Regions from separate parts of the Mus musculus genome. Here region 2 is linked to region 1. The links are chromatin loops, found by intact Hi-C in ENCODE. Cell type or tissue: left cerebral cortex. All regions are shown on one strand.

Region 1 (8,000 bases):
CTCTGTAAGGTGGATGTGTTGAACCTATCAAGTCCCGGGGGTTGCTGGATTGATTAGGTCTCAGACTGAAGTCTCAGTTGCTCCCTTCATCTGTAGGAATGAGGGATGTCACACAGCTGTCTGCCTGATCCTCTCTTTCTGATATATTCTGCCATCTCTCCAGAGCCAACCACCTGCTGCTGACTAAATTATAACCATTCCCTTGGTGCTTAGTCGTCCTTTGATCTGAAATAAAGAGAGAGAGAGAGAGAGAGAGAGAGAGAGAGAGAGAGAGAGAGAGAGAGAGAGAGAGAGAGAGAGGAAGGAAGGAAGGAAGGAAGAAAAAAAGAAAGAAAGAAAGAAAAGAAAAAGGCAGTCGAAAGTAGGAAAGAAAGATAGAAAGAAAGAAAGAAAGAAAGAAAGGAAGGAAGAAAGAAAGAAAGAAAGAAAGAAAGAAAGAAAGAAAGAAAGAAAGAAAGGAAGAAAGGGAGGGAGGAAGAAAAGAAGAGAAAAAGGCAGTCCTGAGGTGACCAAGCCTAGATGGGGACAGAAGCATTCTCCTCTATGGGATATCTGGCTTTCTATACCCCTACTGAATAAATATGTGCCTTGGTCTGGATGGTCACCAGTCCATCCTGACCATGTGTTCCCACAGAACTCAGTGCAGAGTGGCACCTGGGTACACAGGAAAATGTTTGATAAATGGGAAAGAGAAGGACGGGAGGGACGAGTGAGAAATGGCAAGAAAAGGCAGGGCATGTGGCTAGGTCAGCAGAGTGCTTGTCTGGCATCCATCCCAGCACCACATAAACCAGGCATAGAGATGCATGCTTGCAACCCCTGCCCGAGGCATGGGAAAGCAGGAAAATCAAGAGTTCAAGGTCATCCTTGGCTACATATCAAGTTGGAGGACAGCCTGGGCTATGTGGAACCCTAACTCAAAGAGAAGAGGGGTGGCTGAAAAGAGGTCCATATACACCTCAAAAATGCACGGAACCTACGAAACAACCAAAGTAATGTGAATAAAGCATGGTTGTGATGGGGTGGGATGGGAAGGTGGGGGCCAAGAGCACGAGATAGATACAAAGAGACAGTAAAGAGATGGTGGTCCAGCCACAGCAGGATGACGGTGGCCAGCAGTGCGCTTTAGTATTCGGGGCTGTTCTAGTTTTTAGAAAGTCTCACTGCATACAGAGAAGGTTCATTCTTGTCTCTGCCTGCCCCACAACTGCTCTCTCCAGAGCACCCCAAAACCCAGCTCCCATACTTGAACTTCTGATCAACCCTTTCCTGCATGACTTTTGGGTGAAGCCAAGGCCCTGCTTCCCCTGATACCTGCCCTTGAGCCATAGACGAGGACCAGGCCACCCACCCTGGAAGAGACTACGTGGAGGCTAGGACAGGAGAGGAGGAGGGGAGGAAGAGGATGAAAGAGGGGAAGGGGAAGAAGAACAAGAGGAAGAGAAGGAGAGGGAGGAGGAAGAAGAGAAAGACAGAGAAAAAAGAATAGGAGGATGAATGTGGGAAGAGGAGAGAGAAAGACAGGGAGGGGAAAGAGAGGAGGAAGGGGGAAAGAAGGAAGGGGAAGAGAAGAGGAGGGAAAGCAAAGGAAGAGACAGGGAGAAAAAAGGGAAAATAGAAGAGGACGGGGAGAGCAAACAGAGGAAGGGGTGGGGGAGAAGGGGAAGGCCTGGAGAGGGGTGGGTTTGCCCAGCCACAGGGAGAGCTGGGCTGTAGGTCTCTGTCTCTGGAGTCTGAGGTGGAGGTGGTGTCTTGCTCCTCTGCAGGTCTGTCAGGCTAGAGAAGTCTGGAGTGCACCATGATCCCCCTGAAGTTCCCATGTGGACTCTTCTTTCTCTCTCTAAGGCCCTGGGCTGTAGAAGAGACAGAGGCTGCCTTTCCTTGGTGTTGGAAAGGGCTCTTCCTGTTCTGAGTATCCCACTCAAGGGGCTGGGCTGGCTTCTTTAACTCTCGGCTGTAGGTAAAAGGTATTGCTCATTAAAATGTCTCTTTTTTTGTCGTTGCTATTGATTGATTGATTGATTGATGATTGATGGATTGATTGATTGATCGAGACAGACTTCTTTAATCTTCAGCCATAGGTAGAAGGTGTTGCTCAAGAAAATGTCTTATTTTTTTGTCATTTATAATGATTGATTGATTGATTGATTGATTGATTGAGACAGGGTCTAATGTAGTCTAAGCTGACCTCCAACTCACCACATAGCTTGAAATCCTGATCATTCTGCCTCTGTCTCGGTGCTGGAATGAATATGGTGCGAACCCCACCCCACCCCATTTATAGGATGCTGGGGATCAAAGCAGCCAGAGTTTCCTGCATGCTAGGCAAGCACTCTACCAACTCCTTCATCCTAATCTCTTTGCTGAAATCCAAGCCTTTACCGCCTTAGAATACACTTATATTTGGAGACAAGACTTTACTGAGGTAATCGGGTTCATGTGGGTGAATTAGATTCCAACATGGACTGTGACAAGAAATTAGGGTTGAAATGGGAAGGAACAACTATCTTCCTACCAACTAGGAGGTTGAAGCAGGAGGATCTCAGAGTTCAAGGTTAATTCGGTTGACTTAGTGAGACCCTGTCTCAAACAAAAAACAAACAAACAAACAAGCAAAACCCGTAAAGAAGGTTTGGGAAAATAGAAATGTGGAAGAGTGCTCTTTTGAGGAGCTGGGGCCTAGCTGGTGCTCAGTCCAAGAGCCCTGTGCCAGGAATACTGGTGAGGGGCTGGGGGAGGGACGAGGATCAGCGGTGGAGCTTTTGAGGCGTTCCACTCTCAGAATGTATCAGAATGAGCAAGGCCCTGCATCCCAACCTGGGGCTACAGAAAACAAAAAAGATCAAAAAGAAAGAGAGGAGGGGGAAGATGATGAGGTAAATGCACCCAGAGGTGGTCCTATGAGGACACAGAAAGGAGACCGACATCTCCAGGTAAAGGAAAGAGTCCCTAGGAAAAAACAGCCATCCGGACACCCCATTGTGGCCTCTAACCTCCAGAATTAAGGGGCGGGGGGAAACATCTGTGGTTTGAAGGCACTCATACTGCGGCAACCCCAGCTGACATACAAAGCATTGACAATGGGGTTTACTCTCAGAGGTCTCCACCGTGGGACAGTGCTAGGCCTGAAGCTCCACAGGGTCCTTGCCGTAGTCGCTTCAGAGCTCTGCTGTTCCATGGGACCTCGGTGAGAAGAATATACAAACCCAGACCCACATCCACTTAAGACTCTGCCCCTCCATTCTATTCAAGCTGGGGCAGAGCTGAGCGCAAGGATAGGGCTGCAATCGCTGTTCCCAAGGAATGAGCGCCTTCTGGTGGCTGTGCCTAAGAAGGCCGAGAGGACTTGAGTTGAGTCCCTACCGCCAGTGGAGCGTACTTACCCGAGCCAAGGCTAGTGCACCTGCAGCTTCAGACTTCAGCAGCGTTGGCTCCTCCCAAAACTGGTTTCACGGGGGTCGGGGCTTCTTTGTTCTTGCAGGTTTGATTTTCTTCCCACCAATTAAGCATCTTCATTCTAAGACAATGAACCTTGTGGTGAATGCTGCATTCAGCTCTACCTCGACTTCAGTGCTGGGCACCGTGACTCCCTTCCATCGCCGCCATTCCCCAAACTAGCCCTGGACTGCCGCCCAGAACACCGGGCTCTCTCCATGAGCTGGGTCTGTGAACGGCCCACTCGTCTGAAGGAAATCAAACCAGCTTGATGTGGACCCTTCCTGGCCTCTTTACTGGCCTCCTGTGTCTAGGCTATCACCTTCCAAGTCCTAGAAACTCTTAGTCACTGCCCTCCTGAGGTTCCCCATTAAACACAAGACAAAGTCCTAGCCCTTTGTGACCCCCCTGGCAGTGCCTTCTCTCTGCTTCTCTTGCAGCCCTGTAATCAATCTATTTATATATCCCTGTACACACACACACACACACACACACACACACACACACACATACACATACACACACACACATACACACACACACACACACACACACACACACAAACACACACACCCCTTTGTGTGGGTACAAGTTTATTTTACATATTTCTTTCTTCTCTTTAACATTTTTGGCACATGTATCTACAAGGAACTCTCAGATTTTTTTGTATTTTATTCAATGGACATAGCAGAGATTATATAAAGAGTCACCTGCCTGTGAGGACTTCATAGCTACCATGGGGTCTGTCATATCATACACCTCCCCTCACCCCAACAGCCGGAGCCAGATCTTTATAGCTGTTCCTCGGTCTCTTATCCTTTTCCAGATGTAAAGCCTCCTTTGGCTTCTGTGTGAATTGAGAGTAAGATCCAAATTTTCATTTCCTGTCTGAGAACCATCCTTCCATTAAAAATGACTGAAAATGGTTTCGAAAGCATTGCCAGAGATCAGGAAGAGGCTGTAAGGAAGCCATGCCCTGCATAAACCTAGGGCTGGCTTTTGTTTGCTGAGTCAAGGAGACCTTGGCAACACAATGAATTTCGTAAAATTACACTTTCTTAATGGGTGTGGAGGCCAGAGGACAACTTGCAGGAGTTGGTTATTTCTTCCACCATGTAAGCCCTGGGGGGGGGGGTGTCAAATTCAGCCCCTTGGGGTTGGAGGGGAAGCACTTTTACTCCGAGCCATCTTTCTAGTCCCGTTGTGAATGAATTTGACTTAAAGGAAGCATGAATCACGACTGCAGTTCAACAAGTAAGAAATGCTCATTTCACTTAAGCCCGTGTAGAAATGTTCCAACAAAAAATTTGCTGCAAGGAAAATAAATTGGCACTATGTACAATATATTTTATGATCCTATTTAATTTAAGCTAGAAAGAGTATCAGTTGGTCCTGTGGCATAGGACTATTATTATACCAGCTATTTTGGAGGTGAGACAGTCCAAGACCAGTGCATTGAGGCTCTGTCTTAAAATGAAAGTATAAAGAGGGCTAGGGTGAGACTCAGTGGTAGAGCAACTGCCTAGAATCCCCCAGTGAGGGGTTTGGGCATGATTCAGTGGTGGGCTAATTGTCTAGCATGTTCAAAGACTTACATGCAACCTTCGGTACTGAAGGAGAATGTGAGGAATTTACTAGAAAGCATTGATACTTCTAATAGGTTGAAAATCATCATGGAAATCAGAAATGTTTCAGTCAAGTGATAACATAGTTCGTAATCACATCTGTGGGATGCAGTTAAATTTATGCTTAAAGGGAAATGTATAACCCTAGATGCAAATAAAGAATGTCTGGAACTTAACAAGGAGCCCACCTCAATGGAAACTAAACTGGAGGAAAATTCAACGAAGAAAACAAGCATCATAAGTCAATGGAAGACCAGTGAGAGGCTCTGTGAGAAAAGGAGCCTTCAGTCAAGACTGACCCACATGGCAGAAGCAAAAAGTCAACTCCTCAAAATTCTCCTCTGATCTCTAAAGATATACTATGAAGGGCACATGCATTTGCACGCACACACACACACACACACACACACACACACACTCACATACATGCACACGCACACACACTCAAAAAAATAAATGTAGTTTTAAAAATTAGTCAATATGGCAGGCTTTAGGGAAGGTCTGGTGTTGAATTTGAACTCTGAAACTCACACCAGCACAACGAGGAAGAAGAGGAATAAAGCCGACGCTATGGCCCCATACACAATGCCCTGGATTAGACCTCTCAGGAACACACTAGAAACGGAGCTTTTATCTGAAATGAAAGGAACGAGAACATGGTCACCCTGAGGCTTCAAACTTTGACTCTCTTCCTTCTGCTCCATGTTTGTGCTCATCCTGGCCCTCCAGTGCTGGCCTTCCACCCCAGTCACACAGGGCCTCTCTCCATTCACCTGGTATCAAGAAGATTCTAGAAGCATGGACTCCATATTGGTTCTTCCCCTCACAGCGAAGTCTCCTAATGATTTCTGGTTCCCAAATGAGGTGAATGGTGCTATTGGTCCAGGGTTCTAGTGTGGTGGTAGTCAGGTGTAGGATGCCATCTATTCTATTCACACTCACAGGGGTTCCTCCCACCCACCACTGCACCAAAGGTGTGGGGATCCCATGGAAGGAACAGCTACATGTGAGTGTCCTCTTCAGCAAACAGGAGTAGTTGAGCAGCCTGGTGGGTGCTGTGGGGAAGAAAGGGCAGAGGTCAAAGAGAGAGAGAGATCCACACGTTCACTCATTTCCTCCAAAGCCCAACTTTATTTAAAACTATGTGCATGTATGTGTCTGCGTATGTGCACGTGAGTACAGTGCCCACCGAGACCAGAAGAGGGCACTAGATCCCCTAGAGTTAGAATTACAGGTTTAGGTGCCCAACATGGGTGTGAGGGTGGGAAGTGAACTCAGTTCTTCTGCAAGAGAGGTGTGGTAGTTTGAATGACAATGTGCTGCAGAGGCTCATGTAGTTGAACACTCGGTCCCCAGGTGATCGTGCTATTTGAGGAGGTTTAGGAGATGTGGCCTTGTTGGAAGTATGTCACTGGAGGTGGGCTTTGAGAGCTAAAAATTCTAGGTCATTTCCTGTGTGCTCTCCTTCTTGCTTATGGTGAAGGATGTGAGCCCTCAGCATCATGCTGTAGTTCCTAGGTCTGCCATGATGACTCTATCCCTCCCTTTGGAACCGTAATGAACACTCTTTCATAGGTTTCCTTGATCATGGTGTTTTATCACAGCAACAGAAAAGTAACAAGTGCATATAATGAGCTCTCTCAGCCATTTAAGCCATCTCTATAGCCCCTAACCTTATTTGATTCCCAAAAAGATTTGGAGACTTTGAGATCCAGAGGGCTTCTCCTTCATTTTTGGTGCTTGAAGTCCACACCAAACATAGGCTTTACTCTTAGCTGTGATCTCTCAGCCCCCCGTGGTCAAAATATAACCACTCTCCTTCAGGACCAAAGTCTTCCTCTGGGTCCCAACATTTCTCCCAGACTATAGGCCCTGGTAGTACCCATAGCACTCACAGACCAGTTGTAGCTTGACCACTTTACTGCTGGACAAGTTATCTAGGGATAGCTTTAAGTGGCATCTGAGAGTGGTGCCCTGGTCCTCGGGTTTCAGTTCAATGGCCAGTGCTGAAGAGGGGTGAATGGAGATGGTTGTGTTGGAAGACATGATGGGTCCTTTCCAGGAGAGAAAAAGAGCGTTGGGCTCTTGGCAGGTGCTTTGGATGGTACAGCTCAAAGTCACAGGCTCTCCAGCCACACTACTTTCTGGGATGTGAAGCTCTGGGTTTTGGGTCAGGTCTGGAGGAGAGAGGAAAAGGTTGTGTTTAGATTAGTATTTTACAGGCATGTCACTGCACAGCATTTCTGATTGGAACCCCCTAACATCTTCCAACGGTCCCACAGAACTTGGGATTGCCATGTTCCCATGATTTCTCACCAATTTCTGCTATCAGAAAGCCCACTCCCCCTCACCCCCAGGCACATGAACAAGATGAAGGAGCTTATGTCAGCTCGATTCTGAACTCTGGATTTTAAAAATGATTTAAATTATATTATTTGGGACTAGCAATAAGGCTGAGCAGATAAAGGCAGTTGCCACCAGCTCCAACAACCAGAGTTGATCCCCAGGACTCATATTGTGGAAGAAAGAACAGACGCTCACAAGCTGTGACTTCCATACACACACAGTGGGATGCACATGTGTACACACACACACTTATTGGTTTGTTTTCTATTTCTGTGATAAAGACATGACCAAAAGCAACTCGGAAAGAAGAGAGTTTATTTCACCTTACACTTCCATGTCACACTCCATCATTGAGGGGAATCACGACAGGAACTTGAGGCAGGAACCTGGAGGCAGGAACTGAAGCAGAAACCATAGAGGAACTCTTCTTATTGGCTTTCTCAGTCTGCATTTTTATACAATCTAGGACTACTCGTCTTGGGGTGATACCACCCACAGTGAGCTGAGCCATCCTGCTCCAGTTATTAATGAAGAGAATGCCTTGCAGACTTGCATACAGATGTTAGCCCTTGCCTTCTGCCTTGCAGACTTGCA
Region 2 (8,000 bases), 210 kb before region 1:
TGCTGGTCTCCTTGCTTCAACCTACCCCTCACCTACTGTTGTGGTTTGAATAGGTTTGGCCTCCAGAAACTCATATTTCTAAAAGCTTGGCCCATGAGGAGTGGCACTACTAGGAGGTGTGGCCTTGTTGGAGTAGGTGTGGCCTTGTTGCAAAAAGTGTGTCTCTGTAGGGGTGGGCTTTGAGTTCTCCCATACTCAAGAACCACCCAGTGTAGAATTCTATTTTCCTAGCTGCCAAAAGAAGAGAGTTTACCCTGGCTGCCTTCAGGATACAGTCCCCATCTGCTGCCTGTGGATCAAGATAGAAGACTTCTGACTCCTCCAGCACCATGCCTGCTTGTATGCTGCCGTGCCTCCCACCATGATGATAATGCACTGAACCTCTGAAGCTGTAAGCCAGCCCCAATTAAATGTTGTCTTTTATAAGAGTTGCCTTGGTCATGGTGCCTCTTCACAGCAATGGAACCTAAAGCATGTACACATCCTCCTGTATCCATGCGAGCCAATGAGATGCTGTGTCTCCCTCACATTCGCCTATGGATCTTGTCACTTTAGTAAATGTTAATGGCCTGAGTCCACATGGCTCCAGTTTTTATTGTATGGAAATGTTACTCAGTGGCTCCCAAAGCAGCATTCCTTTCCACATGCTCTCTTGAGGACTCACCTTTCATGCCCTCTAAATCTGAAGTCTCCCCATTCTCAAGACTTCCTGACGTTCTCGCCGGATCCAATCCCAGGCAGGCTGGGAGCTGTGCTTTATCGGCACCTCAACCCGCACTGTGAGCCTGAAGACACCACAAGTCCTCTGTGGTCTGGCTGAACTGCAGTCAGCTTCTGAAGGTGTTCTCCACTTTTGGCCAAACTGATCCCAGTGCCTGAGACACCCAGCAGAACACTGGCACAACCTGGCTCCCCTCATCCAGTGTGTGTGTGTGTGTGTGTGTGTGTGTGTGTGTGTGTGTGTACACCACACAGGGCATGAAAGTAGAAGGGAGACTATATTGAGAAGAGGAGAAGAAATCTGAAGACAGAACATTGCGTTTGCTAAACAGTTGTACACATGTGTATGCTTCATGTAGGGTCTCATGTCGCTGGCCTCAAACTCACCACGTACTTGAGACTCACCATGAATTTCTGATCCTCTTCCACCTGCTGAGTGCTGAGATCACAGGTGTATATAGCCAAGTCGGCCTTAGATCTCATATGTATAGCTGAATGAGATGTGAAAGAGGAGGGCCTGCAGAAGAAGGGGAAGAGGGAGCTGGTGGGAAGGTGAATCTGCACTAACTACAGTGATATGTGTGTGTGTGTGTGTGTGTGTGTGTGTGTGTGTGTGTGTGTGTGTATGTATATCACTGTAATATATAACATATAATATTATATATATATTGCCACAGTGAAACTCATTATTTTCTACATCAGCTAAATTAATAAAAGAAAAATTAGTCTACCAGTGGTGGTGCACCTCTTTAATCCCAGCACATCAGAGGCAATGACAAGTGCATCTCTGCATTCAAGGCCAGCCTGGTCTACAGAGTGAGTTCCACTACAGCCAGGGCTACACAGAGAAACCCTGTCTGAAAACAAAATAATCAAACAAACAACCTGTACTGGCTGGTTTTGTGTGTCTACTTGACACAAGCTGGAGTTATCACAGAGAAAGGAGCCTCCCTTGAGGAAACACCTCCATGAGATCCAGCTGTAAGGCATTTTCTCAATTAGTGATCGAGGGTGGGAGGGCCCATTGTGGGTGGTGCCATCCCTGAGCTGGTAGTCTTGGGTTCTATAAGAAAGCAAGCTGAGCAAGCCAGTAAAGAACACCCCTCTATGGCCTCTGCATCAGTTCCTGCCTCCTGACCTGCTTGAGTTCCAGTCCTGACTTTTCTTTGGTGATGAACAGCAATGTGGAAATGTAAGCTGAATAAACCCTTTCCTCCCCAACTTGCTTCTTGGTCTTGATGTTTGTGCAGGAATAGAAAGCTTAAGACATAATCAAACAAAGTTTCGTTTACTCAAGCATCTACTGAGTGTCTCCAAGTTCCCAACCCGCGGTGGTTATGGGTGACCCACAAAGGGAAACCTGGAAACTAGCATTCTAGGGGAGGGGCCATGTCATGGACGGAAAAGTACACAGTCCAAATGCTCCTTAAATAAGGAAAAACAAAAACAATGGGAAGGGCAGGTAAGATGGCTGCACAGGCAAAGATGCTTGCTGCTGATCTTGCTGCATGGTCTTGGAACCCATGTGGTAGACAGCAGGACAGACCCCCAACCCCAAATGTTGTTTCACACCCTCCATATTGGATCCAGATTTTTTGGGGGGTAGGGGGAGAAGACCCTGTAAGTCACTATATAGCCAAGCGAAGCTTGAACTTCTGCTCCACTTCCCAAGTGTAGGGCTACTGACATGAACTGCACTTAGGGCTCCATGCTCGCTCGGCCAGGCTCCTGCCAAGTGTCCATCCCTGACCTATACTGTAACAGGATTCTTCGGTGTGAGTGTGAATAGAGCAGAGAGCAACAAGGACAGAAACAGTGGTGCAACGTGACTCAGAACCTGGCAGATGCTGTAAAGGAGACCAGGAGAGTCTGGGTCTCTAGAAATAAAGCAGAGGGGACTCACTCAAAATCTGGAAGAAGAAACTGGGTGAGGGAGATGGAGGAGCAGATTCAAATACATTTGCACTCACGACAGCTGGGCCAGTTGAGAGGAGGCAGGAGGTGTGTGAGGAGGGAAAGACTAAGGAGTTGGTTTCTGGAAAGGAAATGGGAGTTTCCTTTGGACATAATAAGGCATTCATGGCTCTGGAGAGTGTTTTTGTGAACCCTAGGATAGTTCTGGCCCATAAGCCAGGCTCTTACAGCTACTTGAATACCCCTAAGCCCAGCTTCACCCCCATGGGGTTGTAGCCAGGACAGAGAAGGGTGTAATTTCATGCACCCTCCCAGGTTGGAGAGACAGAAATCAACATGGGCTACACTGATCGAAACAAGTCAGCTGAGGAGCAAGCTGTTTAGGTCAGGTCCAGGGTAGGAGACAGAATGGGCTGTCATTGCTCATAGGGAGCTTACCAGAATGCTGGGAGAGAAGGCCGAGACCAGACCCAGGCACTGTAGTGTATGTCTTAAGGAGTTCAAGGCTAGCCTCTGTCATATAGCTCACGGATAGCCTGATCTTCATTAGATCCAGGGAAAGGGGAAGGGGAAGGGGAAGGGGAAGGGGATGGGGAAGGGGAAGGGGAAGGGGAAGGGGAAGGGGAAGGGAAGGAAGCCTTCAATTCTGACAGGGTAGACTACACTAGGAGGAACCAGGCAATCACTTGGGCAGAACTCGTTGCAAGTTGGCTGGGAAGCCCAGGAAATCATAGACTGACAAAAGGACTACGACTCCCAGAGGGCTGTGGAGCCACCAGCCTACAACTCCCAGGGGCCCACAAGTTAGGGGTGGGGGGGTTTCGCTATTGGACCCAGAGGGCTTGCTTCTTTCGAATGTGATGGGCTTGTATCTATCAGTAAGGCTCTGCAAAGAGGAGTGCTCTGCCACCCAAGCCCAGGGTACCCTTGGCCATCCCACCGGTTCCCTTCTGCGCCTGCTGCCGATTATCTGCAGCATTTGGCGGTTCAACATCACCGCGTTTCACGGCAGAGTATATTGCAAAACCAATGAATAGATTTTAGATGTTATGCGTTCGTGAGAAGTGTGATGAGAAGAGACCTGGAAAGGGAGTAAGAATTATGGGAGGTGGAGCCCGCGCTAGATGCATTTCCAGATCTGACCACGAGGTGGCGCTAAGTGGGCATATGCGCACTTTCTTCAGGAAAAGGAACCTGGGAGTACAGATATATCAGATCTATCATGCTTGCTATTGTCAAGTAATTGTGGGGAGGAGCATACCTGTCTGTTGCCAGGTAACTGTGGTGAAGCTTAGACAGAATTCTAACATTTACTTTTACTTTTTAAAATGTGGATCAGTGTTTTTGCTTGCATGTGTGTCTGTACATGTGGTATCTACAGGTCCACAGAGGTTGTCAGATGCCCTACAAGTTAGATGGTTGTGAACCACCATGGAGGTGATGGGAATCAAACTTGGGTCCTCTGGACAAGCAACAAGTACCACTGAGCCATATCTTTCAGCCCCCAATGTATGGTTTTTAAAGGGCACATTTGATAATGTAAAAGTCTAACACAAGTCCCAAGGTGATATTGGGAGAAGCTGTATCTACAGAAACCGATTGGAATAATCAGGACTGTGGAAAGATTACAATGTTGCAGGTTCAGAGGCCAATTGACTTACTTGGGCTAGTTCTAGCCCTCTGGAACAGCTCTCCCAGGCCCACTTCTGTGGCAGAACCAACATCTTGTGACTAACAGATAAAAACGTTTTAGAAACTATTAACTTGCCGGACATGGGGCGGGGGTGGGGGTTGGGGGGAGAGACACCCTGACCTTTAATTCCATTTCTTAGGAGGAAGATGCAAGTGAGTCTCTGTGAGTTAGAGGCTAGCCAGATCTACACAGTGAGTTCCAGTGTAGCATAGAGAGATCTTGTCTCAAAAATATTTTTAAAAGATTTATTTATTATATGTAAGTACACTGTAGTTGTCTTCAGATGCACCAGAAGAGGGCGTCAGATCTCATTACGGATGGTTGTGAGCCACCATGTGGTTGCTGGGATTTGAACTCAGGACCTTTAGAAGCTCAGTCCGTGCTCTTAACCTCTGAGCCATCTCTCCAGCCCCTCAAAAATATTTTTAAAAGGAAGCTATTAACTTAGCTGACCACTAGCTTCCATGAACCTAGAAGCCAAGAGTGTAGTCAGATTGCATCTTGGGCCTAAAAAAAAATCTCCTCCATCTCATTGCATCTGCCTCTCTGATGTACCCACCAATGTAGTTTAAACTTGCCTGGATTTATGACTTTTTTCCACGTTGGAACATGGGATTGGGGGTAACTTAAGCCTGGATTCCTCAGACCATAGTCACTCAAACTGGTGCCAATTTAATCCCTTAAATCAGCTTTTATTTATTTATTTATTTATTTATTTATTTATTTATTTATTTTTTGCTTCTACAGTTGTTTGCTTGCTTGTTTATTAAGACAGCTTCTTACTATCTAGCTCTGGCTAGCCTAGAACTTGCTTTATAGACCACACTGCCCTAGAACTCAGAGATCCGCCTGCCTATGCCTCCAAAGTGCTTGGATTGATGGAGTATCCTATATGTCTCACCTTTGCTGTGCAGACTTTCATCTGAGCTTTTCAAGCCATTTCTGAGGAAAAGACCATGGCCATATACGCCTTAAGCACTTAAGCCTGGGGTGTAACTATTTTGGCAAAAGCATCTATGTGTGAAAGGAACACTGCCTCTAGAGAGGTCACTACAGCAAATGCTGATGCCAGAGTTCCTGCTTCCCTCCCAGCTCTCTGAGGCTTTGACCAGACTCTTGGATAGGAAGCGCCTTACTCTCCTTTCCCTCTGTGTCCTCCAAACTCAGTTTGCTCCCTGGGAAACTGAAATGTTTCCACATTTAAGGATTTTGGACCTCTTACTGGGAAACAACAGTACTTAACAGAGTGAGAATGGTGTATGTGCACATATTAGTGTGGATGCATGTGCGGCTAGAGGACACCAAGTGTCCTGCTCTATCCCACTTTAACATATTCCCTTGAATCGGCATCTTTCTAGTTAATCCTGTAGCCTAGGCTGACAACCAACAATCTGGAGAAATTCGTCTGTCTCCACCTTGACAGTGCTGGGGGTATAAGCTTGCATGACAACTGTCTTGTCCGCTGTTCAGAGTCACCATGACCAAGGCAACTTAGAGAAGAAAGGACTTAATTGGGGGTTGGCTTATATTTTCAGAGGGTGAGTCTATGATTACTGTAGTGGAGAATACGGTTGCAGGAAGGCAGGCATCATGCTGGATCAGTGTCCGAGAGCCCACATCGTATCTGTAAGTTGCAGGCAAAAGGCTGGACTTGGCATGGACTCTTAAAACCTCAGAGCCCACCCCTAGTGACGCATCTCCTGAATGCCATACCTACTCCAAGAAACTCATGTCCCCTAATCCTTCACAAATAGTTCCACTGAGGGCCAAACACTCAAATATATGAACATATGAGGCCCATTCTCTTTCAAACCACCACAACACTATCCATCCATCATTTTATGTGAGTGCAAGGATCTTAAGTCTTCATTCTTCTACAGCAAGCATTCTTGCCCACTGAAGCCATCTTTCCAGCCAGTGATTGAATATTTAAACAGATATTGACGTCATACACTTTCACTTTTTTTTTAATTTCATGAGAGTGTGCGTTGCTTGTATATATGTCTATGGACCATGTGCATACCTGATGCCCACAGAGGGTAGAAGAGGGCATCAGCTCCTCTGGGACTGCAGTTACAGACGGTTGTAAACCGCCATGTTCTTAACCAGTGACCCATCTCTCCATCCTCTGCACCTGTTGTTTTGTGAGACAGGGTCTCACGTATCCCAAATAGCCTTGAATTTCTGATCCACCAGCATCCAGGTCCTTAGTGCTGAGATGCTGAATGTGTGCCACCATACCTAGCTTTATGCAGTGCTGGGAATCAAACTCAAGGCAGCAGGTATCCTAGACAAGCACTCTGCCAACTGAGCCTCATCCTCAGACCCCAGAATCTCTACCTACACAGTATCTTTCGAAGAGGTTTCATATTTTCCCTTTAGTTTGCTCTGTATTTTCTGTGGACCTTGAACTGTCTATAGTGTGTTACTGAGATTTCCCGTTCATTGAAAAGGGGGCCTTCATAAGCCTGGATTCGATCACACAGAGATCTGGACACTGCCTCCTACCTCTTGCTCCCTTGTTCTAATGAAGAGCTGGGGTTGGGTCATGCCTGCTGGGAAGGAACAGGAAGTCCAGTCTCACTGGGAACATGATCTCTCACATCATAGCATGCCCCCAAAGTCATGGACAAGCATATGATGACCTCTCTACAAACACCAGAAGGCCACCTTAGTATGGGTCACAGGTCACCAAGCCTGGCAACCTGGAGCTCACAATCTGCAGGCAGCTTGACAAGCCACAGTGAGTCTTTTTCCAGGCAGTTTGGCTGATCTGAGCATCCCTCAGCCATCCTTAAGGAAGGGGGAGGAAGAGACATGGTGCGTCTGGTGAGTTTCCAGGACTTCCTGGAGACTTGGTGATGTTTACTTACTGTGTGGGTACTTGCTCATGGGTGGCAGTGCTAGGGAAGCCAGGATCATTGGATCCCCTCGAGCTGGAGTTAAAGCCAGTTGGAAGACTGGACTTGGGTCCTCACCAGGTAACTTCTTTTAGCAGCCAAGGAGATTCTCTAGATCCTCACTTCCTGAGTCTTCATGAGCTTCCTTGCAGGGTGGAATGTTTCACCTCCCTTTAGTACATCCTGTTTCCTAACCCCTCCAAGACGGAAAGTTCTATTTCAGAGGAAACTGCTTCACAACAGACAAGCAGCAAGCTCTCTCAACTGCTGAGCCAGCTCTCCAGTCCTGAAAAAAAAAGCAACCCTAAGGACCTGAAACTCTGGAGATTTGTGCACGCGCCTGTAGGTGTGCACGAGTGTGTCAGAAAAGAGCATCTGATCCTCCTGAACTAGAATTGCAGGTGACTGTGAGCCACTTGGTGTAGGAGCTGGGGACCAAATCTAGATCCTCAGCAAGACTGGTATGTCCTCATAGCCTCTGAGCTGTCTCTCCAGCCCCTACAGCAGTGATTCACTGCGTGCACCCGATATTACGGGCTGGGGTGATAGAAGCCATCTTGTGAAAAGTGTATGTCTAGCTTCTCCCCACAATTATCAATAGCAGCCTCTGTCCCAAAGTCAACCAACACTGGCTTGGGCTAGTGATATGGCTCATTAGGTAAAGATGCTTGCTCTCCACCCTGACAGATAGAATTTGATCGCGAAACTCAGATGGTAAAAGAACCAACTCTATCCTCTGATCTCCATACATATGCCTCAAAACTTATATATAT

What was found. A loop is a pair of places that touch in the nucleus more often than their neighbours do. Peaks named below come from ENCODE experiments on the same cell type or tissue, not always from the same donor. Only the 100,000 strongest peaks of a DNase experiment are listed, where the experiment ranks them.
Region 2: it touches region 1 in a loop (13-fold over the local background); 4 of 42 quality-filtered maps call a loop at or near these places.

What each region holds. Positions count from the first base shown.
Region 1 is chr7:43,492,218-43,500,217 of GRCm38, forward strand. It overlaps 4931406B18Rik (RIKEN cDNA 4931406B18 gene), which reads right to left. Exons shown (of 8, transcript NM_028737.3): 4 at 6,956-7,237; 5 at 5,834-6,115; 6 at 5,592-5,694; 7 at 3,384-3,517; 8 at 1-1,954. The coding sequence ends at 3,412. Among named protein-coding and RNA genes, the nearest start is that of Iglon5, 6.0 kb to the left of the region's middle. In left cerebral cortex, a CTCF peak has its summit at 3,329 (motif pointing left); a DNase peak (open chromatin) is centred at 3,329; H3K4me3 peaks cover 286 bases.
Region 2 is chr7:43,279,601-43,287,600 of GRCm38, forward strand. No RefSeq gene overlaps it. Among named protein-coding and RNA genes, the nearest start is that of Zfp715, 30 kb to the right of the region's middle. In left cerebral cortex, a CTCF peak has its summit at 3,778 (motif pointing right); DNase peaks (open chromatin) are centred at 3,467 and 3,765; H3K4me3 peaks cover 521 bases; H3K27ac peaks cover 356 bases.